Regions from separate parts of the Homo sapiens genome. Here region 1 is linked to region 2. A link is a loop called in an ENCODE intact Hi-C map of the cell type or tissue named here. Cell type or tissue: K562. All regions are shown on one strand. Links, peaks and the distances in the headings refer to the core of each region. The heading gives the core; the rest is flanking DNA. Region 1 overlaps RCL1 (RNA terminal phosphate cyclase like 1). Region 2 has its middle 61 kb from the start of JAK2.

Evidence for each region. Peaks named below come from ENCODE experiments on the same cell type or tissue, not always from the same donor. Only the 100,000 strongest peaks of a DNase experiment are listed, where the experiment ranks them.
Region 1: it touches region 2 in a loop (5-fold over the local background); 4 of 110 quality-filtered maps call a loop at or near these places.

The regions. Positions count from the first base shown.
Region 1 is chr9:4,857,439-4,868,180 of GRCh38, reverse strand. RCL1 (RNA terminal phosphate cyclase like 1) reads right to left here. Exons shown (of 9, transcript NM_005772.5): 9 at 7,115-8,056. The coding sequence ends at 7,906. Among named protein-coding and RNA genes, the nearest start is that of MIR101-2, 13 kb to the right of the region's middle. In K562, for the core only: no CTCF peak of the experiment used is centred there; DNase peaks (open chromatin) are centred at 2,280 and 5,140.
Region 2 is chr9:4,918,781-4,929,522 of GRCh38, reverse strand. No RefSeq gene overlaps it. Among named protein-coding and RNA genes, the nearest start is that of JAK2, 61 kb to the left of the region's middle. RefSeq lists enhancers at 5,126-5,185, 5,206-5,365. In K562, for the core only: a CTCF peak has its summit at 5,131 (motif pointing right); DNase peaks (open chromatin) are centred at 2,372 and 5,152; H3K4me3 peaks cover 823 bases.

The sequences.
Region 1 (10,742 bases), core at 1,048-9,047, 62 kb after region 2:
AAAGAAAAGGCAGGACCATGATAGAGAACAAGAACATCAACTGACATTTTTCTTTACGCTGTGCCCCGGCCCCTCCTCTTGGCCCACAACACCCATGCTGCTCCCACACATGGAATTGGTCATTGCCACTTTTCCTCCCTCTGGGTTACCACCCAGAGTACTGCTCCCCCTTCTAGCCCAAGAATGCCACTGGCTAATATAACAAATCTTTGCCAAGCATCCAAGATAACTTTGGCCTTCTGAGTCCAATGATCTTGCCTTTGTTGGGCATCATTTGTTAAGGTGAATTCATCCTTGTTTACTCGATTCTATACCATAATGCTGGAGGATTCTGGATGGTGAAAGATGGTGGTGGGCAGGCAGTATTGTGGGGCATCTTTCTGAGAATATTCAAGGAATTAGGCAATGTAGTCTACAGTGGACAACTGCTCCTTCTGCCTATCCCGTATCAATTGTCTCTTCTATAAAAGCATTCAGACTTCCCTTTGAGAATCAACTCTTCCTTTCCTCTTAGTCCGTACAATTTAGGTGAGGCTGACATCATTACCACTCCAGGGATGAGAACAGGACCCAGATCTGGTCAATTGGGGTGCTCTGTGTTCAACAGAGGGAGACACAATTCTGATAGCTTTTTTAAAAGTTTTTTTTTTTTTTTTAAGTATTGAATAGAGAGAATCACTCACTACCCAATAAATCCCAGGGTGGGTAAGATATTTCCCATTTTCAGATGAGGGTACTAAGGGTCAGAAGGATGGAGGCCCAGCCCAATGCTACTGACACAGCTAGGATTCAGTATTGGGTAGAGAATCTCTATCCAGTACTTAAGGGTTGTCAAAAAAAACAGCATATGAAAAAGAATGCCTGCTGGAGAAGGAAGACAACACAACAGAAAGCAGAGATGGGAGAGAGTTCAATTCTTGAACTCCTGGCCTGAAGTGATCCTCCCACCTCAGCCTGAGAGTTGAATTCTGATGACATTGTTTGAACCCCTAGATCCAGCTTTACCTGAAGCTAAATGCGCTACTAAACTTCTCAGTTTAAAAAGCCTATAAATCCTGCTGTTTGAGTCAATTTCTTATTTGCAACTATGTTCTATTCAATTCAAAGCCTTAGGGCTCACCCAAGTTAAACTGACTTCTACATTCCTGTTGTATCTCTGGACTCATGAAACCTAATCTTTCGCTCTACCACCAGTCAAGGAGGCAACTCACAGTTTTTTAATGCCTAGTATTGCCAGGGCCTGTACAGTACGCATGCTTAGTCTTCATAGTCTTTTGCAGTAGGTTTTGTTCATATCCTAATGAGGAAACTGAGGTTCAAAGAGCTGAATGATTTGCTCAAAGGTGTGCCTTAGGCAGAAGACCCAAGACCAGAGCCTTAGGCTTGTTTGACTTTTTCTATTACATGATGTTTCATGCAGCCCCAGGCTGGCTACAGGAAACGTAGGCTGACACATAAAATTTCAGAATTGGCAACTAGAGATTATGATTCTTTTCCTTTCTTGGTGGGAGAGGAAAGGATGGAGTTCCTTACGACTCAGTTTGGTTTGGTGTACACAGTGGCTTCAGGACCTGCCAGGTCAGCCAGGCTTTCTCCTCTGTGCCGACTAGATGGATCCTGGCACTCCACGTTGGAACACGGTGAACTCACTGAGATGCCTGTAGGCCCTCTCTTTAACTCTTGTAACATATGTCATGGGACAGTTTGACCTCAACCCACATGTAGGTGCCATAGCTTGTCTCTGGTCTTCTAGCTGAGTACACCCAAGTACTAGATGTTAAAGATAAATGCTGTGACTCATTCTGACATTAACCTGTTATGCAGAAATCTGCTTTGAATCTTTACCAAGGATCAAACAACTAAAAAGAATCCTAAGCACAAACACAAGTTTAATAAATCTTCTCAATCCCAGGGTGGGCACAAGGTAATTCCCATTTTCAGATGAGCAAACTAAGGGTCAGAAGGACAGAGGGCCAGCACAATGCTACTAACACAGCTGGGATTCAAACATAGCTAATTCCTAAGCCTGTGTTATTTCCACAATGCACTACTAAAATTCAAGAAGCCAGCCAGCTTTATTTTACGTATTTCAAAAAGAAAAAAAAAAAACTTCTCTCACAAATAATATAATTGATTTTTAATAGAAACTTAAAAACTTTAAGATCATGGACACACCAGATCTTAAAAGATGGCCCCTACCACCATAGGTGAAGAGAGAGGAAAATTAAGCAACGACAGGGTGCAGTGAGTACTACGATAAGGACGGGGAGAGGCGTCTATGAGAACATGTAGCAGTGGGTGTATTGTGAGGATAGAGGGTTTCCTCACGAGCAGCTGAGGCTTTAAGACTGAGGAGGTGGCTCCATAGGAGGAGGGGCAGGCTTAGATGGTTTTACTTTCTAGGTGTGTTATGAGAGCATTATCGAACCACACATATTAAAATGTAGCTCAGCCGGGTGTGGTAGCTCATGCCAGTAATCCTAACATTTTGGGCAGCTGAGGTGGGCAGATTATTTGAGCCCAGGAATTTGAGAACACAGCAAAACCCTGTCTCTATTTTTTAAAAACTTAAGAAAGGAAAGAAAGAAAGAAAAAATGTAGCCCTATCCAAATCTCTGAAAAGCTATTTATAATTTTACCTTTTAAATGGCTTGGTGATCAGCAACTCAATGTGCTTAGCTATGACTCCTTGGTAATCACTGCATGCACTTAGAAATTCTTGTGACATGCTCACTTTGGCAGAACAGACACTAAAACTATAAATCTTGTGAAAAAAGAAATTCTCACCTATATTATTCTCAATATTTTAACAATTAAGCTGAAAAAAATTAAGCTGTACAGTGTTTTATTTTGTAGATATTTTTCTTGCTCTTTTCTTTGCATGATTTGCAGCCAGGATTATTTTTCCTGGTTTCTTGCAAGCATTTCATAGGTCCTTCAAAGCTTATAGATCTTAGGCACGATGCCTTTCATTGTCTAATGAATGGGTAAAATAGCAGGGTGGTCAAAACAGAGCTTAGGACCAAGAGGGGGGCATGTGGGAGGGTCCAGGAAACAAGTGCTTGCACACAGCACCTAAAACAGCCTGAGGTTGGGTTGCCACAACTGAAGCCAGGTACCATTTCAAACACTAACAGACTTCCTTGAAGATTACAAAGAACTTCAGGATGGTTCACCATCCCAGATGTAGCAGGAAGCAGCAGCCGACCTTACCTTTGGGGCATCATTTTCTCCCAAGACGGAGACCAGTTGCCTAGATGGCCCCCAGGGAGTCCGGCAGCAGCCCAAGTGCTCTATCGCAGCCATAGTAACAGGGTATTCAGGGAACAGACACACGGAGGCACATATCTTTTAGCCAGGCTCGTTCATTATCTTTTGTCTTTAAGTTGGCCTCTGATTTCTATATCAGTTGAAATATGTAATGTCCCAAATTGTGGCAGAAATAAATTAACAAATTAAGCAATCTGAGGATTTTTGGACACAAGGCTCTTCAGAGGGGTGGGAATGAGGAGGAAACAGGAATAAAGAATGTCCCGAGCCCTCAGAGACACTTGAATACCTGAAATATCTAGGATGTTTTAAAACAGGTGCCGATCCCAGGCCCGTGCTCAGGGTACCTGACAGGTACGGGCCAAATGCGACCAGGAAGGAGGGCAGCCCCACACCCGGGCAAACCCTGACAACCGGACAGCTTTCATTTGCTGGAGTAAAGGAGTGACGTGGCTCGGCCTTTGTTAGATGCCAAACACTGATAAAGCGTTCCACTCAAATGGCCTCTTAGATGTGGCCAAGAAAAGTACAAAAAGGCCCAGCTTGCCTGTTGACAATCCCATTAAACTTTCAGTCACTTCTAAAGAACAGGCCAGCACCATCTGAACATGGAAACCCAAGTGCCAACTACTTCTCGTCCACTCTGGAGTAAGGGACAATGGAGATCCTGGGTGGGCACAGGCCCTGCAGTGCTGCATTCCCACTCATCACAGACTAAAATTGCCACCTGTACACCCCAGGTCTGACACTACCAACTGGGAAGGCCAACAGAACCCCACATTCTACTCCAAAGACCCTGGAACGAAGGCACAGTAAATCCACTTATTTAGCTCACTCTGATTCCGCCTCCCCCAGCCGAACTCCACCCTCACCTCAGGCACGGCCAAAACTTTGGAAATTGTTTCACTGATGCTCCAGTGTCCCCAACTACCTTTGATTTCATCAACTGCTTCCAGCCTTCTGTACAACATCCTGCCTACTTCCTTTGCCTCCCTCTAGCACCTTCAACTCTTCTACTCAGGGCCCATAAAACTAAGTGCCAGGATTGGTCTCACCTAGCAGCCTCCCAACACAAAGACCTAACAGGAAATGGCCACCTCATGGTCTTCTGCCGTTTGGTGTGAGGACAGGCACCATGGTACAACTTGAATTTTTGTTTTTATAATTTGGGTCTGTGATTAGCTATCCTTTACCACTTTTTTGGAAATGATTTTTTAAAATAAAGAAAACCCAGAAGGGAAAGCATCAGGATAAATAGCTAATGCACCCTGGGCTTAATACCTAGGTGATGGGTGGATGGGTGCAGGAAACCACCATGGCACATGTTTATCTATGTAACAAACCTGCACGTCCTGCACAGGTATCCCAGAACTTAAAATTAAATTGGAAAAACAAAAACAAAAACACAAAAACTCCAGCCTGGACAACATCTCTAAAAAATTTTTTTTTAATTAGCTGGGTACAGTGGCTCATGCCTATAGTCCCAGCTACTTGGGAAGCTGAGGCAAGAGGATCACTTGAGCACAGGAGTTTGAGGTTACAGTGAGCTAGGACTGCACCACTGCACTCTAGCCTGGGTGAGACCCTGACTCAAAAAAGAATTTAATTTTTTTTTAAAAGAACAAAACCCCTGAGGCTTAGCTGCCCAGTGAGGGCAATGTGTAATTCAGCAGGTCCTCCTGTTGCTCCTTCCCAATCAACATGTCATGTTGCAACACACTGGCTGCCTCCCACCCGTTAGCAACTGTTTTGACCACTATGGTAAAATCATCATGATGGAGGCTGGCTGGAGTCTGCATGGAATGTAGTTAAAGGATGTTGAAAGACAGAAGCAGGGCCTTGTAGATGACAAGAAGGCAAAGAATGATACTGCCATGACCCCCAGCAAGTTCACAGGTTTATCTGCCTAAAAAACTCACACTCCCATTGAACAACTGCTGCCGTTAACTCAGAATGGTCTATCTCTATCAGCAGAAAGGAACAGACAGACCAAGATAGAAAACCAAGCCCCAAAACGCTGGAATCTCTCGCTTCAAGCTACCCCAGCAAGTAAGTGGACCGACCAGGAGCTAAGCTAGAAAAAAGGAAGAGAATGCAGGATTTGAATAGTCTCTAAGATGTCCCAGCAAACAGCAAAGGATGACTTCTTCCCGAAGGAATGGTACATTGCTTCTCTTGGGAATTTGAGAAGGGGCTGGGAGTGAGCTGTTTAAATAAATATTAAATTTGTCCTCTTTTTGGCAATACCATCACCATTCCTGCAAGATGTTCCAACTCCAGAAGCAGCTTTGCCAAATGCAGGGCTGGAACCACACCAGACACTTCCAGGTTTGCAGCAGACAGTAGCACATATCCCCTCTACTGCTTATAGTAATCTGCCTGGCCTCTATGTGCCACCCTACATTGACCAACAGCACCATTTCCAGAGCTTGTACAAGGAACGGCAGGTATGTGATATTCCAAAAGCAATGTGCCCCTTAGTTCTGGATTTGAGCTCTATATGGGCAGATCTGAGTTCGAACGTCAGCGGCACTAGGTAAGACTGCAGTATGTGTGGCAGGCAAAATTCTTAGATGGTAATCCACGATTCCCAGCCCCTGGTTATTTAAACACAAATCTAGTATTGCTGTTGTCAGTTGACCTTAAGATAGGGAGATAATCCAGGTAGGACTATTGTGCTATGAGTCATTTTTAAGCAATGTTTTCTCCAGCTGGTATCAAACGGAAGGTGAATCCAAAGTACCAGGATTCCATGCACCATTGCCAGCTTGAAGGTAGGGGAGACCAAGTGAACAGAAATACGGACAGTGCCTGTCTATATGCTAAGAGTTGTCCACAGCTCACAGCCAGCAAGAAAAATGGGAAGAAAACAGGTGACTTCAGTCCTACAACCCTGAATTCTGTCGACAACCTGAATGAGCTGGAAGCACATTCTTTCCCAGAGCCTTCAGATGAGAGCTGAGCCCAGCCCAGGTGACACACACCCTGATATCAGCCTTATGAGACTCTAAGCAGAGAATCCAACCAAGCCCTGCCTGGATATCTGACCTTCAGAACTGTGAAATGATAAAGAGGTATTGTTTTAAGCTACTAAGTTTGTGAGCATTTGTTATATACCAAGAGCATATTACCAATACAGTATGTAAAGCTCTCAGTAGAATGTCATAGTCCAGAATGTCCTGGCCTTCCTCAAGGTTAACTCTCTACCTCCACATCCTCCCACACCCCTAGACATCAAAGCACAGCCTTTCTCTAGCCCCTTTTCACTTAAAAAGCAAAAGGTACCGAGAGGGAGTGATGAGGCAAAGTTCACCCCCGGGGGAGGACACCATTTGGAATTCAAGTAGAAAGAAGTACATCTTTCCCCTTCTACAAACTTCAAGCCTATGCACATATCAAATGCAGACTCTATTAGCTGGCAGGGGAAATCTGCCATGGATCCTGGTATTCCTGCATATTCTTGCTGGGCAGGCTCTTGCCTGGGTTCTTTCTCAAAACTGTGTTTGCAGGAGGCAGTCTTAAGGGATGAAGTAATCTCTGCACGTGAAACAACAGGCTTGCCATGAAATAGGTGGAGTCCCCAAACATAACAAGTTCTTTGGCTATGATGCAAACTTGTAACATGCATAGCATCTACCTGGGCCCCTCCATGTCCACTGTGAGACAGGGGAAACCAATATAAACACGAAGTTCATGCTGCTTGCTATGCTGAGTAAAGTTCTTTATCTCTGACCCAGGATCCTCATGTCTTCTGGTAGCATCAATAAAAAAGTAATAATCTAACTTATTAGCTTGCAAGGGTAAAATCCCAGACCCTGACTCTATTACACTTATTACACTTAGATCCTTAAATGAGGAGATTTAATGTCTTTACATTATACATTTCAAAGGAACAAAACACCCTTTATGAATTTTCTCATGGAGATAGCACTTACATCACAGAGCTATTGTGAAAATAAAATAAGAATGTACAGCACACCTGGAATATAAAAACATCCCAATAACTTACTTGGAGCCCCGCAGCCATCCATCCCTCACATATAAATACAATGAACCAGATGAAGATCCGTGTCCGTGTCCATGACAGCAATCCATTCAGAAGATCAAAGATAAATAGTCTAATACACCAATTTCTGACATTTGCTTAGCACTGCAGGACTCATGAAGAGCTGCCACTCATATTATCTCATTTAATCCCTACAACAAAAACCAAGGCTCAAGGAGGTGAGTCCTTGCAGAAAGAACAGTAACAGACTCCACAGGTTTGCAAAACAGCCATATGACAGAGGGCTGAGGAAGCCTATGATAGTAGGCTGAGGAAGCACAGCTGAACTGCAGCTACGAGACTGTTCTAGCAGCACGACTGTGGCCTGAAGGCACATTCTTCCTCCAGGTAAGGCAAGGGAGCTCTCATGGTGACTGGGCCCCTCCTGGGCAATGGCAATGCCACTGGAGAAACAGCTGGAAACCATATGCTACAGGGATGTCTTTTATTTGTATATTGATATTTCTTCACAGAAAATTAAGCAAGTGGCTATTCTGTCCTGGATTAATCCATTTGGACTTGGTCCCATTGGTGTCCGTGGCAGCTTCTGCTTTGTCTGTAGGCATTGGGGCCTTATCTTGTGATGGTTATCACTTGAGGGTCTTGCTAAGGTTGGAGAAACCAATGCCAACACAGGTCATCAGCACTTTATCCCCACCCTTGAGTTCTTCACCACATGGCTTGGTTTCAATTTTAAACATAATCTGGAAAAAGCTCTTCAAATGCCGCAAAAATTCTATCCTAAAAAGGAAAAAAATAAATAAATAAATAAAAAGAAATTCATTCAAAAAAAAATTATCCTCTACCACCTAGAATCCAAGGTTTTAATCTCCCAGACCTAGAGGGCTGAAGTTAAGACCTTCTCATCGAATCTGATTAAATAGTACTTCCTTTCAGCCAGCCAGTTTCCAAAGAAGATTTAGATAGTTTGCAGAGATACACGCAATACAGCAAGATAAATTAAACTGGGGGGGGAAAGGTTAGAAGTTCGTACGTGACACATAAGTTATTTAGTTCAGACCTAGCAGAAAATGGACAGAAATATGGTGATGACTCTTTTTTTTATAAGAGATGGGGTCTCACTATGTTGCCCAAACTGGCCTCAAGCTCCTGGGCTCAAGCAATCCTCCACCTCAGCCTCCTGACTACCTGGGACTATGGGTGTCCCAATGTACCTGGCTTAGGCAATGATTTTTGAGTGGCCTATACAAAGACAGAAACACCTATTTCCATGATTCACAGCACCATGACATTCAAAACAAGCACAATGACTACTGATGCTGAAACAGACAAGTCCCTCCCTTCATTCTCCAATAATACCCTCGCATTTACTTAATATGTATCAAGTGCCTACTGTATGCTAGGCACTGTTCTTGGTGCTGGGAATATTGCACTCAAATGAAAAAAAATAAAAATAAAAATCCTTCCCTCAGGAGGATTTCAATCTAGTGGTATAGATAGAGACTAGATAAATAAATTAATTTTATTCCTGAAAAGTGCTATGTAATGTAAACAAAGCAAACAACACAGACGGGGAAGAACTGTGGGTATGACAGTATTTGTACATATTTGGCAGAAGGCAATATTAAATAAGGTGGCCGGGGAAGTGTGCACAGTAAACACAACAAGGACAATGGCATCACAGGGCGATGGCATCAGTCCAAGAGTACCTTGGGAAGAGCAATTCTGTGGATGAACCGCAGTGCAGGTGCACAGGCTTCTAATGGTCTCGCCTGGCAGACCTAGCGTCACCCCAGCTAGCCTGACCATAAGACTCACCTGAACAGTTCATTAAATACACAGGTTCCTGAAGGTTATGGTGAACTTGCAACTGGTAGGAAATGTCCATATGGAAGAGCCCAGAATCACAGTCCACACACAAAGCTGATCCCTCCCTACCCTCCACCAGGCCCTGTACTCCCCAGTTCATAGAGGCCAGAAATCTATGTTGTTAACAAGAATCCCTGGCAAGTCTCATTGGGCAAGGTTAGGGAATACTGGCTTAGTGAAGAATGATGGCTTGCACATCTATAGTGAAGTATTACAAAAACCTCGCACTGTACTGTCTCCCAATCAAACCAGCCAAACTCTCCACTCTGGCCAGATGGTTCTCAATCTCGACTGCACATGGAATAACCTAAGGAGCTTTAAAAACACTGACGCTAAACACATAGATCAATGGAAGAGAATTGAGAGTCAAGAAATAAACCACACAGTTATGGCTAATTTCCTCAATGAGGAAAGCATAATCATTGCAACAAATGATGCTGGAACAACTGGATATCCACAGGTGAAAGAATGAAGCTGGGCCCCTTCCTCACATCACACACAAAACTTAACCCAAAAGAGATCAAAGTCATAGCTGTAAGAGCTAAAACTATAAAGTTCACTAAAGAAAATACAGGAGTAAATATTCATTACCTTGGGCTAGGCAACGGTTTCTTAACCATTTCTTAAATACAACACCAAAAGGATGGCAATAAGAGACAAAATAAATAAATTGGACTTCATCAAAATTAAAATACTTTGTGCATCAAAGTGCACCATCAAGAAAGTAAAAAAACAACCTACAGGATTGGAGAAAAGATCTGCAAGTCATATATCTGATAAAGGTCAGGCATCTCAACTATATAAACAACTCTTACAACTCAATAATAAAAAGACAAATAACCTAATTAAACGATGGGAGAGTACAGGCATGGTACCTCACACCTGTAATCCCAACAGTTTGGGAGGCCAAGGCAGGCAAATTGCTTGGGGCCTGGAATTCAAGACCAGTCTATTACGACCCCCATCTCTACAAAAAAATTGTTTTAAAATTAGCCAGGCATGATGGCAGGAGCCTGTAGTCCTAGCTACTCGAGCTATGATTGCACCACTGCACTCCCACCTGGGCAACAGAGTAAGACTCACTGAAAAAAAAAAAAAAAAAAAGTGGGAGAGCTAAACGGATATTTCCTCACAAATATCCAATAAGGACATGAAAAGATGCTCAACATCACTGGTTATTAGGGAAGTGAAAATCAAAACCACTGTGAAATATCACTTCATATCCAATAGGATGGCTATAATAAAAAGACATACAATAACAAAAGTGTGGGTGAGGAGGCAGAACCACTAGAACCCTCATACACTGCTGGTGGGAATGTAAAACGGTACAGCCGCTGTGGAAAACAACCTGGCAGTTCCTCAAAATGTTAACCGGGGAGTTACCATAGGATACGGTAATTCTACTCTTAGGAATATGTACAAGAGAAATGAAAACATACACCCACACAAAAACTTGCACGCAAATATTCATAATGGCATTATTCACAAGAGTCAAAACGTAGAAGCAACCCAAATGTCTACCAACTGATGAATGCATAAAATGTGGTATATCCATTCAATGGAAGATTTTTTTTTTTCTGCCATAAAAAAGGAACAA
Region 2 (10,742 bases), core at 812-8,811:
CTGTTGCTGTGATTGAGAATAAAATCTATTCTTCTTTGCAGAAGCCAATGTAAAGAGGGAAGTTTGATTATAATTGTGTGTAGTTTGTTTTTTTGTTTGTTTTGCTTTGTTTGAGACAGATTCTCCTGCCTCAGCCTCCCAAGTAACTGGGATTACAGACACATATCACCATGCCTGGCTAGTTTTTTGTATTTTTAGTAGTGACGGAGTTTCGTCATTTTGGCCAAGCTGGTCTTGAACTCCTGACCTCCAGAGATCCGCCCGCCTTGGCCTCCCAAAGTGCTGGGATTACAGGCATGAGCCACAGCACACAGACAGTTGTGTGTAGTTAACTGCAAGAAAGAACTATGAAAGTGTCTGAAAGGAGGCAGAGGTTTTCTTAGACAGAAGATATGCAGATATGGAGGGCCAGCTAAGGAATTTGAGCATCCTTGGATTTTGGTATCCTCACAGGGTTTCCCAGTGTATACTGAAGGATTACTATACTGAATTCTGAGAGAAAGTCCTTGTAGATCACCCCATCCAGGCAAAGTAAGTGATTTATTGGAACATGAAAACAACAAAAGTTATTTTTGCAAGTAAAAAACTTGAATTAAATTGTTTTATCTTGAGATAGACCATTGATAAAACTACAAAACATAATATTAAAAGTTAGGCCAGGCACAATGGCTCATGCCTGTAATCCCAGTGTTTGGGAAGCCAAGATAGAAGGGTTGCTTGAGGCCAGGAGTTTGAGACCAGCCTGCACAACACAGCAAGATTCCATCTCCAACAACAACAACAACAACAAAATAGCCGGGCACAGTGGTACATGCTTGTAGTCCTAGCTGCTTGGGAGGCTGAAGTGGGAAGATTGGTTGAGCCCAGGAATTCGAGGTTGCAGTGAGGTATGATCACAGCACTGCACTCTAGCTTGGGTGACAGAGCAAGACTCTTATCTCCAAAAATAAATAAATAAATAAATAAAAATTTAATTTAATTCAGTGAGGGACACTGTTCAGAGTTGAGTTGAGTTGGTCCAAGTTCATAGTCATCCAGTGGTTTAACTTGATCCAAAGATAGAGTATAAAATTAACAGAGGGGCATATAAATAGTATGTCCTTTCAATTATATTTCCTAAATTCACTTCTCTCTAAGGGGTTTTTAATAGAAGCTATAAAGGTTCTGATTATTCATGCCAGCAAGGGTCCGGAGTGCTAACAGTATATACCAGTGGTCAGTAGACGATATCCTGTAGGCCACATCTGGCCCAGCACCTGTTTTTGTGTGGTCCATGAGGTAAGAATATTTTCTTTCGCTTTTTTTTAAATGTTGTCCAGGCTGTCCTTGAACTCCAGGCCCCAAGCAATTCTCCCATCTCAGCCTCCTAAGTAGCTGGAATTACAGGCACACACCACCATACCTGGCTTCTTTTATATTTAAGTGGCTGAAAAAAAAATCAAAAGAAGACTATTTTGTGACATGTGAAAATTATATGAAATTCAAACTTCAATGTCTGTAAATAAAATTGTACTGGAACACAGCCACACCCATTCATTTATATGTTGTCTATAAATGCTTTCCTACTACAACAGCAGAGTAAATAAACTAGTTGCAACAGAAATTGCATGACTGGCAAAGTTCAAACCATTTACTATGTGACCCATTACAGAAAACATTTGTCAACAACTGGAATATACTGCTAATTAGCAACAGATCTCCGAACGCTTGAAATCAGATATGTAAACGACAGAATTCCCTAGCGGAAGTCACTCTTAGATTCCTAAGCCAAAAATAATTTAGCGAGATTTCTTCAGAAAGTCTCATTTACTCTTTTACCACTTCATGAGAGGCTTCACTCCTATTTTTATAGATGAGAAAACTGACCTCAGATATTAAGTGGTGGTGCAAATGTACTTCCCGGTAAAGAGCAAAGCAGAATTGCAGAGTCTCAACTCTTAATATTATTGAAACAAACAAACAACAAAAAAGAATAAAATGTAAAAATTTACCAAATATGTAACCAATCTTATGCCATAAACTACAAAACTTGGTTGCTAACAGGGAACAACCAGAAGCATGACACTGAAGAAAAGAAAGTTGAAAATGATTCTCATTAATTTGTAAATGAAGGGAGAGATGAGTAAGCAGCCTGAGAAAAGTTGAAGTCAGGATTTGCAGAGACGGGAAGGGTTTCCCGTGGCTTCCCTTGGTTTCCAGGGCATTGTGCTGAGTTGAAGGAATGAGTTAAGAACTCTTGGAAGTGGGATATACCAACCATTGGCTGCCAGGCATGAGCTCCTAGATCTTACTCTTCTGAGGTTCAGCAAAACTCGGCAGACACAGCAGAAACTAAATAAAGACTTCACTCAGCGCAGCCTAGCTCTCCTCCCCTACACTCATATCTGTACTGTTGGTTTGCAGAAAAGTGGATTGATAACAGTGCTTTGCTCTTAAAAGGAATAGAATGGGGATAGACAATCTAGTCCCAGTGAAGGTAAAACAATGACAATTTGAATTCCTGGAATGAAGGAAAATGCAGGCGATAATGAGAGTTAATGCAGAGGGAGAAAATAAAGAAGTTCAGACAGTTAGGAAAGATACCAGAAAAAAGAAGACAGTCCTACATGAAAATGATTGGTACTCTTGGAAAAGCTGATGGAATATAAATAAATACTGAGAAATATAATAAAAGAAATTTTCCCTGAAATGATGAAGGAACTGATTAAAAGTACTCATGGTGCATTTGTTGAATGAAAATTTGACATAAAAACAAACATTTCACTCATATTTTAATTAAGTTATTAAGCTTCCAGTGTAAATAAAGACTATTTCAGTCATACAGACAAAAAAAGCAAGACACTTACAAAGAGGAATAATCAAGTTAGACTTTAAAAACTCCTTAGCAACATTTAATGCTACAACATAAGAGAGCACTACTTACAATGTTCTGAAAAAAAAAAAACAAAACTGTATCCCAGAAATACTACAGACTGCAAAATTGTTATTTAAAGGCAACAGGCAGACACTAGACCTTGAAATTTTAGAGAACTCAGGTCTTACAGTACCGACGAAAACCCTTCTTGGAAAAACTATCCAACTATGTAATCTAGCCAACCAAAGTTGAACCAAAATAAACTCATTTGTATGCATAAAGGGACACCTAGAAGTATGTTAACCAAATATCACACTTCTTATTTTGAGATATGGAACTTTGGGTGGTTTGTTGCTTGTTTTTTTTTAATGTTTCTTGAGTCTTTGTGTATTATTTTAGTCACTTGTAAAATTTACACTGTAAAATTCACCCTTTTTATTATACAGTTCTTTGAGTTTAGACAAATGCATAGCCATGTAACTACCACCAAAATCAAGAGAAGAATAGTTTCATCACCCCACAGACTTCCCTCATGTTACTTCTTTGTACTCAACCGCTCTACCCACTACCAACTCCTGAAACCACTCATCCATTTCTCTATCATTTCACCTTTTCCATTTGCCTTTGAAATTTTCCAGAATTTCATATAAATGGAATAATACAGTATGTAGCCTTTCGAGTCTGGCTTCTGTCCCTCAGCATAATCCATTTGCGATTCATTTGTGCCACATTTATTACAGATCATAGTTTGTTCACTTTTATTGTGGACTAGTGTTCCCTTGTTTGGAGATTCCATAGTTTGTTAATCCATTCACTAGTTCAAGGACATTTGAGTTGTTCTCATTTTTGTGATTACAAATTAAGACACTATAAACATTTGTGTACAGGTTTTCATGTGAATATGTTTTTATTTCTCTTGAAAAAATACTCAGGAGTGAGACTGCTGGTTCACGTGGTAAGGGTATGGTTAATTTTATAAGACACTACCAGATTGTCTTCCAAAGGGGCTGTACTATTTTGCATTCCCATTAGCAATGTATGAGATTTCCACTTGCTCTGCATCCTCATCATCGCTTAATATTCCCAGTTATTATTTTTATTTAGTTATACTAACAAGTGTGTAGTAATATCTTGTGGTTTTAATTTGCATTTCCCTAAGCTTGAATTTTTGGCAGGTGTCATTTTTTAGAAAAAAAAATTATTGAAAATATTATTTAAAGAAACAATAGAATATAAAAAAAGCTTTAGAGTTTTTATCAAAAAGTCATAAGAAGATATCGTCACAGTTTTTGCTTTGGAAGTGTGGTGTACAGTCAAGCAAGGGCCACGTATCTTCTTTTCTCCAAGAGACCATATACTAGTTCCAGCTCTGCCACTCTGCAGCTGTGAGACCATATCCTCCAGAACCTCATTCCTCATCCAAAAAATGAGGGTTGAACTACATCAATTTTTCCCGGCTTTGGCTGTATCTTGAATTCACCTGGGCAGATTTAAAAATCCTGATGCCCAGGCCACACCTCAAGCCAGAAATTAAATTAAATCAAACTCTCTAGAGATCGGACCCAAGCATCAGTATTTTAAAGCTTCCCAGGTCATCTCATGGGCAACCAAAGCTGAAAAGCCCTCAACTAATCTCTAATTGCTTCGAACCTCAAAACTTTTTTTTTTTTTCTCCTGAGACAAGGTCTCACTCTGTCACCAAGGCTGGAATGCAGTGGCATGACAAATGCTCTCTGCAGCCTCAAACTCCTGGCCTTAAGTGATCCTCCTGCCTCAGCCTCCCGAGCAGCCACTGTGCCCGGCCAAACCCCAAAATTACATTAGTCTAATTTCAGCTTTCTCTGGCCTATTTAAGTCAGGACCACTCTAATGGAGTCAGATGATTCTTTATTGGGGGTGGGGGGATCCCTTATGCATTGTAGGACGTTGGGCCGCATCCTTTGCCTCTACCCACCAGATGCCAGTGGCACCATCCCTGCCTCTCAGTTACCAGCTGTAACAACCAAAAATGTCTCTAGATATTGTCAAATGTTCTCTGGAATGGAAAAATCTCCCCTGATGGAGAACCACTGCTTTACTGCATGCCACAGTACACCAAACACAATTCAGCGGAATTTAAAAGCTTTTATAATAGCAACATATTCTTCTGTGTTTTATCCTATCTGCTAGTGCCTCCACCCCACTTTTCTATTAAACAAACTGAAACTCTGTCTAGGCTTTAATTTTTAGGTTGAGTTGTCAACAACCAGCAGAGGGCACTTCTAAAAATGGATTGATGCTTCTAAGTTCTGAGCCCCAGCAGGTGGTAGTAAGATAAAGGCAAAAGCCCACGGCTCGGTCCCATGACCCCTGAGTGTGGGATGAGGGGCCGCAGGAGGAAGACAAGACTGAGGGCTGAAGAAGGGATTTGAGGAGAGAAGAAATAGTAGAGCAGGGGAGTTGTCAGGCCAAGTAGTCAAAGATGTCAAAGATGTAACAGGCCCAGTGAACTGGAAATTGGTTCTAGGAACTAAAAGGGATTCCAGTTAGGTGGAGAGCTGAGGTTGCATCTAGTTTCCTAGAGGGACCTAGACTTCTTTCTCCTTTTGCCTGGCCTAACCCAACTGCCTCTAAAAGGGAGTGTGTGACAAAGCTGTAAACAACCCCACTCCACTTGTGACCCTGTGAGGGAGCCCAAGATATCACATTGTAACTGCCACATTGCATCACAATTACAACTGCTACAATGTATTATGCTCTGGGTCTGCCATACGGTTTTCTGGAGGGCCTAAAAGTTCCAGTAGTCTTCTCTCCAGGTTCCTGTCATGCTGGTTTTGTTATCATTCTCAGTAAAATGTCACCATTGACTCCGTTTTCTTGAGAGCCATGAACTCTTCTAAAAATAGGTCTAACATCAGCTTTCATTACATGCCTCTTCTCATGTACCACCAGGCTTGATTTTCCCTCTGTTTTCTTTCTTCCAACAACAACATATTCCAAAGTCCTTTCAGAGGCAGCTTGGCCTGATGGTTCAAACAGTTCTTTTCTGACATCTCTTCAGTCTTCTGGCAAAATTAGAGCAGTGCCTGGCTCACAAGGAGAAGAATGGCCACCTAAGACAGTGTAATTTTTTTCCCGAAAATATACTCATCACATATTTTCCCATTTTAAAATAATATATAGATAGTAGAGAAATTTTGCAAAGGACAGAACAGTAGAAAAAAATAAGATAATCCCAGCCAGGGCCATTCTAGATGAGCCAATGGCCAGTGGACTCTGTGTCCACTTGGCTTGGCAAGCCCAGCCAAGATCACCTAAGCTCAACCTGAATTAGCAAAGCTACATAGACTCTTGAATTAAACAAATGTTTGTTTTGCATGCTACTGAGATTTGTGTCATTCTGTTTTGAAACGTGATTGTGTCAATAGATAATTGATACTAAAAAGTGTGGTACTGGTGTAACACAACCTAAAACTTGTGACATTTAACTTTGAGATGAAGCAGTAGATGGAGGCTAAAAAAATGGTGAGGGAATTTTTAGAAGTGGCCTGAGAAATTGTGACAGCATTCTGTAGTAGCGAAATATTTAGCAACAGGACAGCCTGGGGTAACTTAGAAGACAGAAAGCAAAAGTAGCCACCAGCCAAAACTCGAAGGGACAGAGATTGTTCAAAACATATGAAGTCCTCAAGGACCTCACCTTTCTCTGGACAAGAAGCAAACAGAGAAAGTTGTTCAAAGGGCATACCTTTTAATGCCCTCTTCAGAAGAGGTCAAGTAGGGCAATGGAAAGTATGGAGGGCTATCAGAGGGCAGAACCAACAGCTGTGATGAATAGGCTGGCAAGCCTTTCCCAAGTAGCAGAGCTGGGCCCTAATTTAAAAACATTTCACTCCCTTAGAGGAGAGAGACCCAGCAATTTGCCCAGTAGGATTTCAGAACTACTGTGAACCTATGATTGCTATGTGCCCCTCATTCTTCCACTTTGGGAATTGGAGTTCCCGACTGGAATTCCCAATGCAATAAAGTTCTCATTTATCTTGTCTCTGTTTTATCACTGTATATTGGGTGTCTGAAACCACATAGCTTATCTTTTTAGTTTACAAGTCTCTGTGTCAAGAGAAGTCATATCTTGGCTTGACGTAGCTCACAAGAACCTGGATTTCAAACCTGTTTCCATGATTGGATGACACTTTTGGGGGGTCTGGGATGGGCTTTAGTATATTCTGCATATGAGAAATATGTGAATAATTTTATCCAAAAGGGAAGACTGTGATCAATTGTTTAAAAAATGACCTTAGTTATTCATCCGTCCTGTGATGATTAATTTTATGTGTCAACTTGACTGGGCTACGTGATACCCAGGTAGCAGGTAAAACATTTTTCCTGGGTGTGTCCATGAGGATGTTTCCAAAAGAGATTAGCATTTGGATCAGTAGACTGAGTAAATATCACCCTCACCAATGTGAGTGGGCATCATTCAATCCATTGAGGGCCTGAATAGAGCAAAAAGGCAGAGGAAAGGTGAATTTGCTCACTACTTGAACTGAGACATCCATCTTCTCCTGCCCTGAGACATTAGCATTCCTAGTTCCTAGGCCTTCGGGTTTGGGCTGGAATTACACCACTGACTTTCCTGGTCTCCAGCTTGCAGATGGCAGACTGTGGGACTTCTCAACCTACATAATCATGTGAGCCAATCCCTCAGAATAAATCTCTTCCTATATATCTGTCTATATCAAGATTTAGATCTCCATATCTACATATATCCTATTGATTCTGTTTCTCTGATGAATCCTAACTAATACATCTCTCTTATTCACATCTTTGCCTTGCAACTTTGAACTTTGTAATGCTCTCACACAATGACTGCAAAATCAGTCACGTAACTTGACCTATGTTACATTAGCAAATGTGACATAAGTAAAGACTTAAAATATGCTTGCATGTTCAGACTTGCTCCTTCTCTTGCACCCTGGCTACCCTAAACCACCCCAGTAATCCCAATCACTCCAACTGAGACATCATAGATCAGCAAACAGCCTGCCAACCCCTGGAAGTGTAAACATACCTTGCTAAGATCAGCAGAGCCACCTGGTTGCCTGGCAGTTCACCACAGATGCATAAGCAAGCCCAGGTGAATTCAGTCCAGGTCAGCTGAATCCCATAGACTCCTGAGCTAAATAAAGATCTATGGTTAGCCAGGTGTGGTGGATTAAACCTGTAATCCCACCACTTTGGGAGGCTGAGGCCGGCAGATCACTTGAGGTGAGGAGTTGGAGACCAGCCTGGCCAACATTGTGAAACCCTGTCTCTACTAAAAATACAAAAAAATTAGCCAGGCATAGTGGCAGGCACCTGTAATCCCAGCTACTCGTGGCTGAAGCAGGAGAATCACTTGAACCCAGGAGGCGGAGGTTGTAGTGAGCCGAGATCACGCCATTGCACTCCAGCCTGGGCAACAAGAGTGAAATTCCATCTCTAAATAAATAATAAATAGAGGTGGAGCCAAGATGGCCGAATAGGAACAGCTCCAGTCTACAGCTCCCAGAGTGAGCGACACGGAAGATGGGTGATTTCTGCATCTCCAACTGAGGTACCAGGTTCATCTCACGGGACAATGCCGGACAGTGGGTGCAGGACAGTGGGTGCAGCACACCATGCATGAGCCGAAGCAGGGCGAGGCATCACCTCACCCGGGAAGTGCAAGGGGTCAGGGAATTCCCGTTCCTAGTCAAAGAAAGGGGTGACAGATGGCACCTGGAAAACCGGATCACTCCCACCCTAATACTGCGCTTTTCCAATGGGCTTAACAAACGGCACAACAGGAGATTATATCCCGCACTTGGCTCAGAGAATCCTACGCCCATGGAGCCTCACTCAATGCTAGCACAGCAGTCTGAGATCAAACTGCAAGGCGGCAGTGAGGCTGGGGGAGGGGCGCCCACCATAGCCGAGGCTTCAGTAGCTAAACAAAGTGGCCCAGAAGCTCAAACTGGGTGGAGCCCACCACAGCTCAAGGAGGCCTGCCTGCCTCTGTAGGCTCCACCTCTGGGGGCATGGCACAGACAAACAAAAGGCAGCAGTAACTTCTGCAGACTTAAATGTCCCTGTCTGACAGCTTTGAAGAGAGTAGTGGTTCTCCCAGCATGCAGCATGAGATCTGAGAATGGGCAGACTGCCTCCTCAAGTGGGTCCCTGACCCCCGAGTAGCCTAACTGGGAGGCATCCCCCAATAGGGGCGGACTGACACCTCACACGGCCGGGTAACCCTCTGAGACAAAACTTCCAGAGGAACGATCAGGCAGCAGCATTTGCGGTTCACCGATATCCGCTGTTCTGCAGCCACCGCTGCTGATACCCAGGCAAACAGGGTCTGGAGTGGACCTCCAGCAAACTCCAACAGACCTGCAGCTGAGGGTCCTGACTGGTAGAAGGAAAACTAACAAACAGAAAGGACATCCACACCAAAAACCCATCTATATGTCACCATCATCAAAGACCAAAGGTAGATAAAACCACAAAGATGGGGAAAAAACAGAACAGAAAAACCAGAAACTCTAAAAATCAGAGCACCTCTCATCCTCCAAAGTAACGCAGCTCCTCACCAGCAACGGAACAAAGCTGGATGGAGAATGACTTTGACGAGTTGAGAGAAGGCTTCAGAAGATCAAACTACTCCGAGCTAAAGGAGGAAGTTCGAACCCATGGCAAAGAAGTTAAGAACGTTGAAAAAAAAATTAGACGAATGGCTGACTAGAATAACCAAGGCAGAGAAGTCCTTAAAGGTCCTGATGGAGGTGAAAACCACGGCATGAGAACTACATGATGAATGCAGAATCCTCAGTAGCCAATTCGATCAACTGGAAGAAAGGGTATCAGTGATGGAAGATGAAATGAATGAAATGAAGTGAGAAAGACGTTTAGACAAAAAAGAATAAAAAGAAACGAACAAAGCCTCCAAGAAATATGGGACTATGTGAAAAGACCAAATCTATGTCTGATTGGTGTACCTGAAAGTGACGGGGAGAATGGAACCAAGCTGGAAAACACTCTGCAGGATATTATCCAGGAGAACTTCCCCACTCTAGCAAGGCAGGCCAACATTCAAATTCAGGAAATACAGAGAACGCCACAAAGATATTCCTCAACAAGAGCAACTCCAAGACACAAGATTGTCAGATTCACCAAAGTTGAAATGAAGGAAAAAATGTTAAGGGCAGCCAGAGAGAAAGGTCGGGTTACCCACAAAGGGAAGCCCATCAGACTAACAGCTGATCTCTCGGCAGAAACTCTACAAGCCAGAAGAGAGTGGGGGCCAATATTCAACATTCTTAAAGGAAAGAATTTTCAACCCAGAATTTAATATCCAGCCAAACTAAGCTTCATAAGTGAAGGAGAAATAAAATCCTTTACAGACAAGCAAATGCTGAGAGATTTTGTCACCACCAGGCCTGCCCTAAAAGAGCTCCTGAAGGAAGCACTAAACATGGAAAGGAACAACCGGTACCAGCCACTGCAAAAACATGCCAAACTGTAAAGACCATCCAGGCTAGGAAGAAACTGCATCAACTAATGAGCAAAATAACCAGCTAACATCATAATGACAGGATCAAATTCACACATAACAATATTAACCTTAAATGTAAATGGGCTAAATGCTAAAATTAAAAGACACACACTGGCAAATTGGATAAAGAGTCAAGACCTATCAGTGTGCTATATTCAGGAAACCCATCTCACGTGCAGAGCCACACATAGTCTCAAAATAAAGGGATGGAGAAAGATCTACCAAGCAAATGGAAAACAAAAATAGGCAGGGGTTGCCATCCTAGTCTCAGATAAAACAGACTTTAAACCAACAAAGATCAAAAGAGACAAAGAAGGCCATTACATAATGGTAAAGGGA